4 separate regions of the Mus musculus genome follow, and regions 1, 3 and 4 are each linked to region 2. A link is a loop called in an ENCODE intact Hi-C map of the cell type or tissue named here. Cell type or tissue: left cerebral cortex. All regions are shown on one strand. Region 1 holds the start of Pola2 (polymerase (DNA directed), alpha 2). Region 2 overlaps Snx15 (sorting nexin 15). Region 3 holds the start of Atg2a (autophagy related 2A). Region 4 holds the start of Ppp2r5b (protein phosphatase 2, regulatory subunit B', beta).

Region 1 (2,500 bases), 160 kb after region 2:
TGCTTCCCTTCATTCTTTTCTTCCTTTGTCTTATTTTGGTTTCTGCCTGGCCTCTAAGGGTTACCTTAAGAAACACTACTGCCAGGCAGTGGTGGCGCACACCTTTAATTCCAGCTCTTGGGAGCCAGAGGCAGGTGGATTTCTGAGTTTGAAACCAGCCTGGTCTACAGAGTGAGTTCCAGGACAGCCAGAGCTACACAGAGAAACCCTGTCTTGAAAAAAACCAAAAGAAGAAAAAAGAAAGAAAGAGAGAAAGACTACTTTGGCTGGATGGGATGTGTGTGGTGTTGCTCAACTTTAATCTCAGCAACAACAATACTTTGGGGCGGGGGCTACAGAGATGTTTGACATTTAAGAGACTTACTGCTTTTGCAAAGGATCTGGGTTCAATTTCTAGAACCCACATGGTGGCTAACAATTTAATCTCTAAGTCCAGTTCCAGGAAATCTGATGCCCTCTTCTGGCCTCCTCAGCATCAGACATACCTGAAGTCAAAACATTCATACGCACAAAATAATAAAATAGTCAAAAGATTACTTTGGGGGCTGGAGAGGTGGCTCAGTGGTTAAGAGCACTGACTATTCTTCCAAAGGTCCAGAGTTCAAATCCCAGCAACCACATGGTGGCTCACAACCATCTTGTAATGAGATCTGACAGCATTTTCTGGGTGTCTGAAGAAAGCTACAGTGCACTTAGACATAATAATAAAGAAATCTAGAAAGAAAGAAAGAAAGAAAGAAAGAAAGAAAGAAAGAAAGATGGCTTTGCTTTATTTATGCATTCATTTGAGGCAGGGTCTCCTGTAGCAGGCTGGCCTTGAACTTCTGATGTAGCTAAGGGTAACTTCTGGTCCTTCATTCCCAAGTACTGGGATTACAAATGTGCCAATGGCCATCAGATTCTGAGGGTCACACCCAAGGTTTAGATACGCCAGGCAAGCACTCTGCCAGGTGTGCTACACCCCTAATCTCTAGAAATGGGTGATAATTGGTTCAAGGTTTGTGAGGCTGTATTTAAATCTTACCTCTCTTTATCAGAAAGGCCATAAGCCTCAGATGTTAATGATGTGTGGCAGCACTGAGGGACTAAATCGTAGTGTTGTGTGACCTTGCTGCCACCTGGTGGCTAAATTCCTGCAGCCCAGCCCAGTGCTTCCTGCTACTAGTGTGAAAACCCAGTAAAGTTTTGTTTTGTTTTGTTTTTCTGTTGGACAGACTTAAAATGTGGGCCTAGTCGGCTGCAGTCTCGTGTTAATATCTCACCTCAGCCTCCCAAATATTGAGATTGAAGCTTTGAGCCACGATGTTCACTGAGAAAGTTGAAGTTCAATCAGCCTTTAAACACACAGACACACTTTGTTTTTGTTTTGAGACAGGGTTTCTCAGTGTGGCCCTGCTGTTCTGGGTGCCATTCTGTAGACCAGGCTGGCCTTAAACTCAGTAATCTTCCTGCTTCTGCTTCCTTAGTGCTGGGGCTAGCGGCATGGTTTTAAATGGGTGTTTGTGAGTACCTGAGTGTATGTATGTGCACCATGTGATTGTAGGAGCCTGTGGAGGTCAGGAGGTCTCAGGTCCCCTGAAACTGGAGTTAGAGGCAGCTGTGAGCCACCACACTAGTGCTGGAACCAAACCCAAGTCCTTTGTGAGATCAGTAAGCGTAACTGCTAAACCATCTCTGCAGTCCTGTTTGGTGTTTCTTGCTTGCTTGTTAGGGTCTCTCTGTATAGCCTTGGCTGGAACTTGCAGAGACCTGCCTCAGCCTCCAAGTGCTGAGATTACAGGTGTGTGCTACCAGGCCTAGCTTCAAACCGTTTTTTCTTAAAGGCTCTGCCAGTCTTCCATTCCATTCTTAGGGTGTCACAGATCAATTGACCTAAGCCAAATCAATGGAGATTTTGGTTCGAAAATTTGGTAAATACATCAAGAAGAGAATGCACTCCTTGTTTTACTCTCTAACCACTCCCCCTTCAGTGACCTGCCCTCCCGCTATCCCCGTGACTGACAATCATAACAGCTATAATAACCACATTCCCTACGAAAGCGTTAGATCAGGACGAACCAAGGCAGAGCAGGATGGAGATGCTGAGGTGGGGGAGGAAGGAGCTAACGTGCCCTTCCAGGGCCGTGCTGGACACACGTGTCAGTCACTGCAAGATACAGACAAACAGCGCCTCCTGGCCAAGGGTAAAAAAAAAGGGACAAACAAGCATCGCAGAGCTTAGCAGAACAGGCGACTCCTGAAACAGCCACAGTACGGGGTCTCGATTCTCAATTTCCGCGCGGAGTGACGCGCAGAGGCGCGTTCTGCGCAGCTGCAGTGGGAGGACCGGCGCGTGCGCGGGGAGGGCGGGGCCCGAGCAGAACCTCGCGCAAGCGCGCGCTAGGCAAAGCGTTTGGCGGGTTTTTCCTGTGCTGTGCTCCTCACGGAGAAGCTAAGGTGTAGTCCTCGGAAGCAAGTTTTCTCTCTGGATCGAGACCTCTCGAGGGCTTTTGAAGTATTT
Region 2 (2,500 bases):
CCTTCTCTAATCGCTTAGAGTAACTTTTGGTAATTTTCCCTGCTTGATCCGTAAAAGCCCCACCACCACCTTTTTATTTATCTATCTTTTCTTTTTTTGAGACAGCCCTGGCTTTTGCGAACTCACGATGTAAACTAGACTGGCCCGGAAGTCACCGAGACCCTCCTGCATCTGCCTCCCAAGTGCTATGATTAAAGGCGTGCACCACCAGGACCAACTATAAAAAAAGCTCTTTAAAAGTTTAAATGTATGTGTGTGTGTATATACACATATACACATATAATTTTATTATACTATTTATATATTATATATATATAATTTGTGTGGTTTTAAAAACTCACGCAAAAAAAAAAAAAGACTGGTCTTAACAGATAAGGAAGTCAATAAGCTGAAATTGGTGTTTGTAACAATAAAACTTAGAATGAGCTCGTAGAAACATCAGCATGAAAGAATGCTTTTAGAATTTTACCCAAGGTAACTATGGAGGTCTCCAATGGGAGAAACCGGGTTGCTGCGGAAAGACTGACTATATATTTTCTTGTACTTAAATTTTTTTCAACTTGGCAACTGTTTGATTAGTGGCTTGTCGACTGTTAAAAGGAAGCAAACACATACAAGTCGCTCCCAAAGCAATCTAAGTCAGAGTCTTAGATACGTCAAGAGTGTTCCGGGGGTTTACTTTTTCATGCCAAAAAATACAAATATAATAATTGTCTCTAGGAAGATGCCGGAGGGTAGAAAGGATGACAAGGCATTCAGAACCCTTATGTCTTCCTGTTAGCCTTTTAGATCTAGTCACATGCCTTACACATGCATAGAGTTGTTTTTTTTTTCCAGTGCTAGGGTTGAACTCATGGCCTCCCACATTTTAGAGAACTCTCTCTCTCTCTCTCATTCTCATTCTCTCTCTCTCTCATTCTCTCTCTCTCTCTCTCCATGTCTCTCTCTTGCCACAGCACCCTACAAGATGATCCTTTTTTTATTTTATAGATTTATTTACTTAATTTTTTTCTTTATTTATTTCGAGGCATGTTTTTTCCCTGTAGCCCTGGTTGTCCTGGGACTTGTGTTGTAGACCAGGCTCAAACAGAGATCCATTTGCCTCTGCCTCCCCAGTGCAGCATCCCTAGGGATTAAAAATGTGTACTACCCCTCCTGGCTTATTTACTTAAAGATTTAAAACGTAGTTGTTTTTTTAAAAAACAAAAACATCTGTGCACTCTCCATGCAATACCAAAGGAGGCCAGAAGAGGGTGGTAGATCCCTATTGATTGGAATTACAAGCGCTTGTGTGCCCTCACGTTGGTGCTGGGAATAGAACTTCTGTCCTCTAGAAAGCAGCCAGTGCTCTTAACCTGAGCCATCGATCCAGCTCCAGATTTATTTAATTTTATATGTATGAATATTTTGCCTGTATGTATGTTTATGTACCAAATACAAGCCTGGTGAGATCAAAGGTCAAAAGAGGTCTTGAATCTCCTGGAATTGGACTTAGAAATTATTTCTATCTGCCATCTCAGTGCTGGGAACCAAACCCAGGTCCTTGGCTACAGCAGCGAGTGCTTTTACCTGCTGAATCATCTCTCCTTGTTTCTGGCTGATGTACGTGTCTGTGTGAATGTGTAGCACAACTGCGTGTGGATGCCTGTTGAGGTCAGAGGAAGGTGCATCAGATCTGATCCCCTGGAGCCAGAATTACAAACGATTATGAGCCACATAATGTGGGTACTGTTCTGGGCACTGAATGTAGTGCTTGGAAGATCAGGTCATGCTCTTAACTACCGAGCCACCCCTCCTGTCCCCATCCTTAGATTTTAAATGGGCATCTTAATCATGTCTGGTTTGCTGAGATCTAGAAAAAAAAAATGGAAAGGATGTTTTGAAAACTGTTGATTCTAAACTGTACAACCTTACTGTAAAACTCCCATAAGCATAATAGCAAAAACTAAGTGTTACTTCTGTCTCGGGCCAATTCTGTTCTTCCAGAGTGCCCAACCCCACTGCTAACTCTGTCTTCATGGGTATGAGACATTGTAGCTCCTCTCTTTTTTTTTTTAAAGATTTATTTATTTATTATATGTAAGTACACTGTAGCTGTCTTCAGACACTCCAGAAGAGGGCATCAGATCTTGCTACGGATGGTTGTGAGCCACCATGTGGTTGCTGGGATTTGAACTCCGGACCTTTCACCAGCCCGTAGCTCCTCTCTTAAGAAGAACTGGATCCTGGGACAGACTCTCATTTTTTTTAAATGATTTATTTATTTTTACTTTATTTTCTGTGCATCGGTGTTTGACACAGCCAGTGCTCTTAACTGCCAAGCCATCTCTCCAGGAACCATCTCTCCAGCCCCTAGACTCTCATTTCCTGAGAAGCATAGTTTTGTTTTGTTTTGTTTTGTTTTCCTTTCTGAATACCAGGACGTGGCCCTAGGGAGGAACTGGGATAGAAGTTGAGTGCCAAGCCTAGGGGTGAGTGTCTTTACCCCACTTAAGAAGCA
Region 3 (2,500 bases), 120 kb before region 2:
CTTAGTCACTCCAGGTACCAGGAAAGCTGAGGCTGGGAAGGGCTCAACTTGGTCCTTGGACCATGTAGTTGCTTGGAATGCCTTCAAGGTAGGGTTGTAGGGTGAAGAGCAGAGAGGGGTGGGCTTAAGTGAGGTGCCTGGGCTGTCTGGGAGAGGCTAGAAAACAGCCAGGGCCCTGGACAGCCCCCCCTCCCAAAAAAAAAAGAAACAAGAGAGTGGACTGAGAAGGCATTCTGGCTGAAAGCAAAAAAAAAAAAAAAGGGAACACCCAGATGTTGGATATTTTTCTGAGCGGTTTAAGAGGCGAAGGTCAGACACCTCTTATACCAGGCCATTAGAAGATGCCACCATCTCTTCAACCCATATTTGTTCCCAAAGGCATGGCTCACCTCTAGCTCTTTCTAAGTGAAGCTGCAGACCCATAGGCCAGCTAGAAAAGAGAAAGAGGCCAGCCCTGCCACATGCCCATTCTACTGCTCTTGGAGCTAGGATGACCCCATACCAGCCCTTAGCTGGAGCCTCTAATTGGTGGCTCCTTGGCTACTCCCAGCCATCAGCTGTGAGTCAATGCCCCTCACCTGCCACCCCCAGCCTCCTGCTCAACTCCATACCCTAGGCCTCAGACCTCCTGAGCATCAGGCCCAGCTTCTCCTCCCATCCCCCACCCCAGCTAGCCTGAAGCTAAACCTCTACACCTCTCCTGGAGGGCTGCCCTCCAGGTAGAGATGCCAGAGACCAAGTCCTTCCCTAAACCCAAGCTAGGCCCCTCCCACTCTCCCAAAAGCAGGAAGTAGAGAGCAGCAACAGTCACACGAGGTGTGGATCAACACAGAAGGCAGTGACGCTGTTGTTGACATCCACATCCGGGGGCGATCTCCACCCCTTATGCCCAGGATCATGGGGTGAGGAGGTCAGGACACATCTTTCTACAGGTGCCCCTGGCAGGGCTCTTAACACCCCCAAAGCCTCCCTGACTACCCTAGTTCCAGCTCTTGTTACTGCCTGGCTCCCCACAACATCTCTCTGCTCCCCTAGCTCCCGGGAATCCCCTTCCCCAAGCAGCTCTCCCAAACTCCGTATGATGATGGTGACATTTTTTTTTTTAAAGTAACACCTCACTTCCTAGTCTGTCTCTCCTAGAGAGGTGAAGACAGAGACTTCTCTCCTAGCTTCTGGTTAAGTGGTGACGGGCCAGCCAGGGGGCCTGGCGGAGGCGGTCGAGACCCACTGGCCTCTCCAAACACGGTGCCTGTCCTCCAGCCCAAACCTTCCGCGAGGACCCTTCGCTGGCCCGTGCTCCCTCTCTCCACACCATCCCACCTCTGCCCTGCCTCCTCACCCAGGTTTCCAGGTGAATATCCCGCAGGGCAACGCTGCCCTTGTACAGATCCAGGCTGAGCTGGTCCAGGCTGAGGTGCTCCTGAAAGAAGTGACCCAAGTAGTGCTGTAGCAAGTAGCGGCAGACACGCTCTTTCACACAGTTCGACCATGGCCACAGCCATCGTGACATCTCGGGGACCGCCGGGCCCGAGCCGCTTCCGCTGGCCGACAGCCGGCGATCTCGGTCCGGCTGTGCTGTTCACTAGAGCCCCCGGTTCGCCCCGCCGCTTCTCTCAGCGCCAGGCCGCGCCCCCGGACGCCCAACCACGCCCCCACGCTCGCTGCCATTGGTCATTGCGAAGGGCGAGGCCCACTGATTGGCCGCGGGAGGCGGAGCCTTGAAGAGCGAAAAAGGGACTGGGCTCTTTGCGAGATGAAATGCTCCCAATCGTAGTTTACGCTTGCGCGTAAATTCTGAGTGGGAGGACCTTTAACCTCCTTGCTTCAAGCTGCGGAAAGGCTGCAACCGTAGGGCGACAGTCCGGGCCAGGAAGAGTGCGCATGTGCCGATTTGTCCAACTTTTTTTTTTTTTTTTTAGGTGATTGGGAAGAATTTAAAGGAACAGTGACTCACCCAATTTGTAGACAAGCTTATCAGAGGAGTAAAGTCAGTGCGAATTTTGCAGTCTATCTTTTGGCAACAAATGCACATTTGCACTTTTATAAAACTTTTTTTTTTTTTTTTTTGGAGACAAGCTTTTCTGTATTTGGCGGTTCTGAAACTCACACTGTAGTCCAGGCTGGCCTTGAACTCATAGGATCCTCCTGCCTCTGCCTCTCTATGATGGAATTTAAGGCGTGCATACATCATCACGCCCAGCCCTATGAAACTTGCTTTAGTCCTTTATCTTTTTTCATTTGCTTATTTGTTATTTTATCTATTTACATTTCTGTTTGTATGTTTTTCGAGACAGGGTTTCTCTGTGTATCCCTGGCTGTCCTAGAACTCACTCTGTAGACCAGGCTGGCCTCTAAAGCCTGCCTCTGCCTCCCAAGTGCTGGCGTTAAAGGCGTGCACCACCACTGCCAGGCATCTATTTACATTTCAAATGTTATTCCTCCCAGTTTGCCTCCACAAAACCCCTCTCCCCACTCCTCCTAGCCGCTTATCTTATCCATT
Region 4 (2,500 bases), 110 kb before region 2:
AGAACAGTGTCCTCGATACAGGCTTTGGCTGTTTGTTGCTCTAAGGTGGGCACTTCTTAGGTAAACAGACTTCTTTTGCAGCACTAAGTGATCACCAGGGTCCATAAATGGGTGGGGCCAAAAAGCACCCCAATTCCCCCAACCTCATTGCTCTCTCTCTCCTGCTGCTCAGCAAGGACCAGTTTGTCACCTAGGTAAAACTTCAGGATAAAGGTCTCACAGTCATTGTAGGGAATAGAGTGTTGGCGACCAGGTACTATGAAGGGAGCCCGGGACTGCAGGCTGGGAACTTTTGGCCAGAATGCCAAACTCTTGGAATACAGCTGAGCCTTTGATACCCAGCAATGGGGTTTTGATCAAGAACTCCCCACTCTCCAAGGCACATCTTGGCACCAGAGGAGCTGGGAGGTACTGTGCCTTAGGATGGGGGCAGCTCCAGGGTAGCACCTTCTGCCCTCCTTGCTTTGGCATCCCAGGGCTGTCCCTTTAAACTACAGACCATGATGTCACCATGGACAGTAAGTGACAGGAGGGGCACTGCAGGCCGGGAGAATGGACTTCATTTCCCAAGAGCCTCTAGTGAACCACACCCCTCCCAGCAGGCGCTAACGCAAACCCGACTGTTAACCCCTCCAACGCCGGATGCAAGGGGTTTTGTAAGTGTCCGGCTTCAATCTGGGCTGAGTATGAGGAGAGAGGATGGCCTGAGGGACAGATGGCTCAGACCAAATTGTGGGCCTGGCACATCATGCTAGGTAGGACTCTGTCTTGCATTAGCAGGTTCCAACACCGAGTCCTTTTCTTTCCCTACACAGTGTCCCTTCCAGAATTCGGGAGTCCAGTTCTGAGCTGGACTCTGCCCCAGTCTGCTTGCAGGTTTTAAAATCCTCAGCTTTTCTCGGAAGTACTGAGTTCCTCCCCTAGCTCCGAGGTTACCCGTAAAGTTCGGTTGCTTCCTTTAAGCAGGGTGGGGACTACATTTCCCAGAGGCCCCGAGTCCTCCCTGACGCAGCCCCCCCTAGCGGAGGGAGGTGCGGGCCGGGAGGGGGGGAGGTGACTTGATGTCATCCTGAGCAGCTGGGCGGCGGGTGCCGGTGCGCAGCGAGCCGGGGCTCCCGCTGCGCTGCACCGCGCTGATCTGAGTCCCGGGATATCTGCCGAGGGTCGCGTGCTGCCGGGGCCCAGCCCAGAGCCCACCGAGTGCCCGACCCCTTTTGGGGCTGAGCTGGGGGCATGCTCCAGCACCCCCAGAGCCTGGGAGCGAACCCAGGAGCGCCGCCGCCCAGCCCCAGCGCCCCGAGCGGCAGAACCACCGCTAAGGACCCTTGAACCGTCGTCTCTTCCACCGAGGCAACCTCTAGGGTCGGCGACCAAAGTCTGGGTTTCTGAGAAGTGAGTGTGTACCCCAATACCACATTGAGGTTTGGAGACCAGGAAGGAGCGGGATATGAGGAGAGATGCTAGGGTCTGAAAGGGGGTGCACGAGAACAGGACCCTCATTTTTTGGGTGAGTGCACTGAGACAGGAGACATTAGTGGAGCTGGAGTCACACTGCTGTAAGGATCTGGGGATGCTAATAGAGTCCCCATCCTGAGTAGTAGCCATAGGCCGTATTTGGGGAGGGGCTACTTTAGAGCTTGGGCCTGGAAGAAGGGAGGGGCATGGTTGCGCCCTTGTTTTGGGGTCTAGCGAGGGAAGGAGGGAAAAGAAGTAAGGGAGCAACTGCACCACGCGGGCTGTCTTTGGAAAGAACCGACCTGCTCTCTGTGTCTCTCCTGCTGACCTTTCTAACCTGACTTCTCAGAAGAGCCAGCGTGGGAACCCTGACTGGAACTCTTCTGGATCCCCAGGAAAGACCTGAGCCATTGCCTTTCTACCTTACCTGCCCCCCCAGGACTGGGCAGTTGCCAGAGGCCCTGGGGGGGTCAGGACTGTGGCCGTGCCTCCCCCACCCCCTGAAACATGCTGGACAGGATGGGTCCCAGTTAGTGTGTGTGGCCTCATTCAACTTACTCCAGACCCACAAGGAGCCCCCTGGGCTCTGAAAGATTGACCCGTGTTGTCCACTGGCCATGGAGACGAAGCTGCCCCCTGCGAGCACCCCCACAAGCCCCTCCTCCCCAGGGCTGTCTCCAGTGCCACCACCAGACAAGGTGGATGGCTTCTCCCGCAGGTCCCTCCGCAGGGCCCGGCCCCGTCGCTCACACAGCTCTTCTCAGTTCCGCTATCAGAGCAACCAGCAAGAGCTCACTCCACTGCCCCTGCTCAAAGGTGAGCTGTTGTTGGTTGCCAGGGTACCCAGAAGGAAGCAAGGTAGGGGAGGACCAAGGGAGAAGCAGAGGTCTGGTAGAGTTTGGATCTCTTTTAGGCTAGGAACTCCACTGGAACTGACCCCCAATCTCCAGGCCTCTGCTGACGCATGGCCTGACTGGCCTGTCATCTCTGGAGGTGGGGCATCTGGAAGTGGTGCCAGGGGCAGGCAAGGGCCAAGGGTGGGGCA

Evidence for each region. Hi-C counts contacts between places; a loop is a spot of excess contacts. Peaks named below come from ENCODE experiments on the same cell type or tissue, not always from the same donor. Only the 100,000 strongest peaks of a DNase experiment are listed, where the experiment ranks them.
Region 1: it touches region 2 in a loop (9-fold over the local background); 28 of 42 quality-filtered maps call a loop at or near these places.
Region 3: a loop joins it to region 2, with 2.6 times the contacts of the local background. A loop is called at or near these places in 4 of 42 quality-filtered maps.
Region 4: it touches region 2 in a loop (3-fold over the local background); 4 of 42 quality-filtered maps call a loop at or near these places.

Annotation. Positions count from the first base shown.
Region 1 is chr19:5,964,061-5,966,560 of GRCm38, reverse strand. Pola2 (polymerase (DNA directed), alpha 2) reads left to right here and starts at 2,355. Exons shown (of 18, transcript NM_008893.3): 1 at 2,355-2,500. In left cerebral cortex, a CTCF peak has its summit at 1,132 (motif pointing left); DNase peaks (open chromatin) are centred at 1,114 and 2,342; H3K4me3 peaks cover 706 bases; H3K27ac peaks cover 475 bases.
Region 2 is chr19:6,125,242-6,127,741 of GRCm38, reverse strand. All of the region lies in intron 1 of Snx15 (sorting nexin 15), which reads left to right. Among named protein-coding and RNA genes, the nearest start is that of Snx15, 1.8 kb to the left of the region's middle. In left cerebral cortex, CTCF peaks have their summits at 1,228 (motif pointing right) and 2,133 (motif pointing right); a DNase peak (open chromatin) is centred at 1,248; H3K4me3 peaks cover 686 bases; H3K27ac peaks cover 190 bases.
Region 3 is chr19:6,240,806-6,243,305 of GRCm38, reverse strand. Atg2a (autophagy related 2A) reads right to left here and starts at 1,638. Exons shown (of 40, transcript NM_194348.3): 1 at 1,340-1,638. The coding sequence starts at 1,510. In left cerebral cortex, a CTCF peak has its summit at 1,511; DNase peaks (open chromatin) are centred at 783 and 1,728; H3K4me3 peaks cover 1,867 bases; H3K27ac peaks cover 1,453 bases.
Region 4 is chr19:6,234,404-6,236,903 of GRCm38, reverse strand. It overlaps Ppp2r5b (protein phosphatase 2, regulatory subunit B', beta), which reads left to right and starts at 1,064. Exons shown (of 14, transcript NM_198168.3): 1 at 1,064-1,392; 2 at 1,805-2,271. The coding sequence starts at 2,073. In left cerebral cortex, a CTCF peak has its summit at 1,024; DNase peaks (open chromatin) are centred at 588, 1,000, 1,555 and 1,953; H3K4me3 peaks cover 1,961 bases; H3K27ac peaks cover 1,774 bases.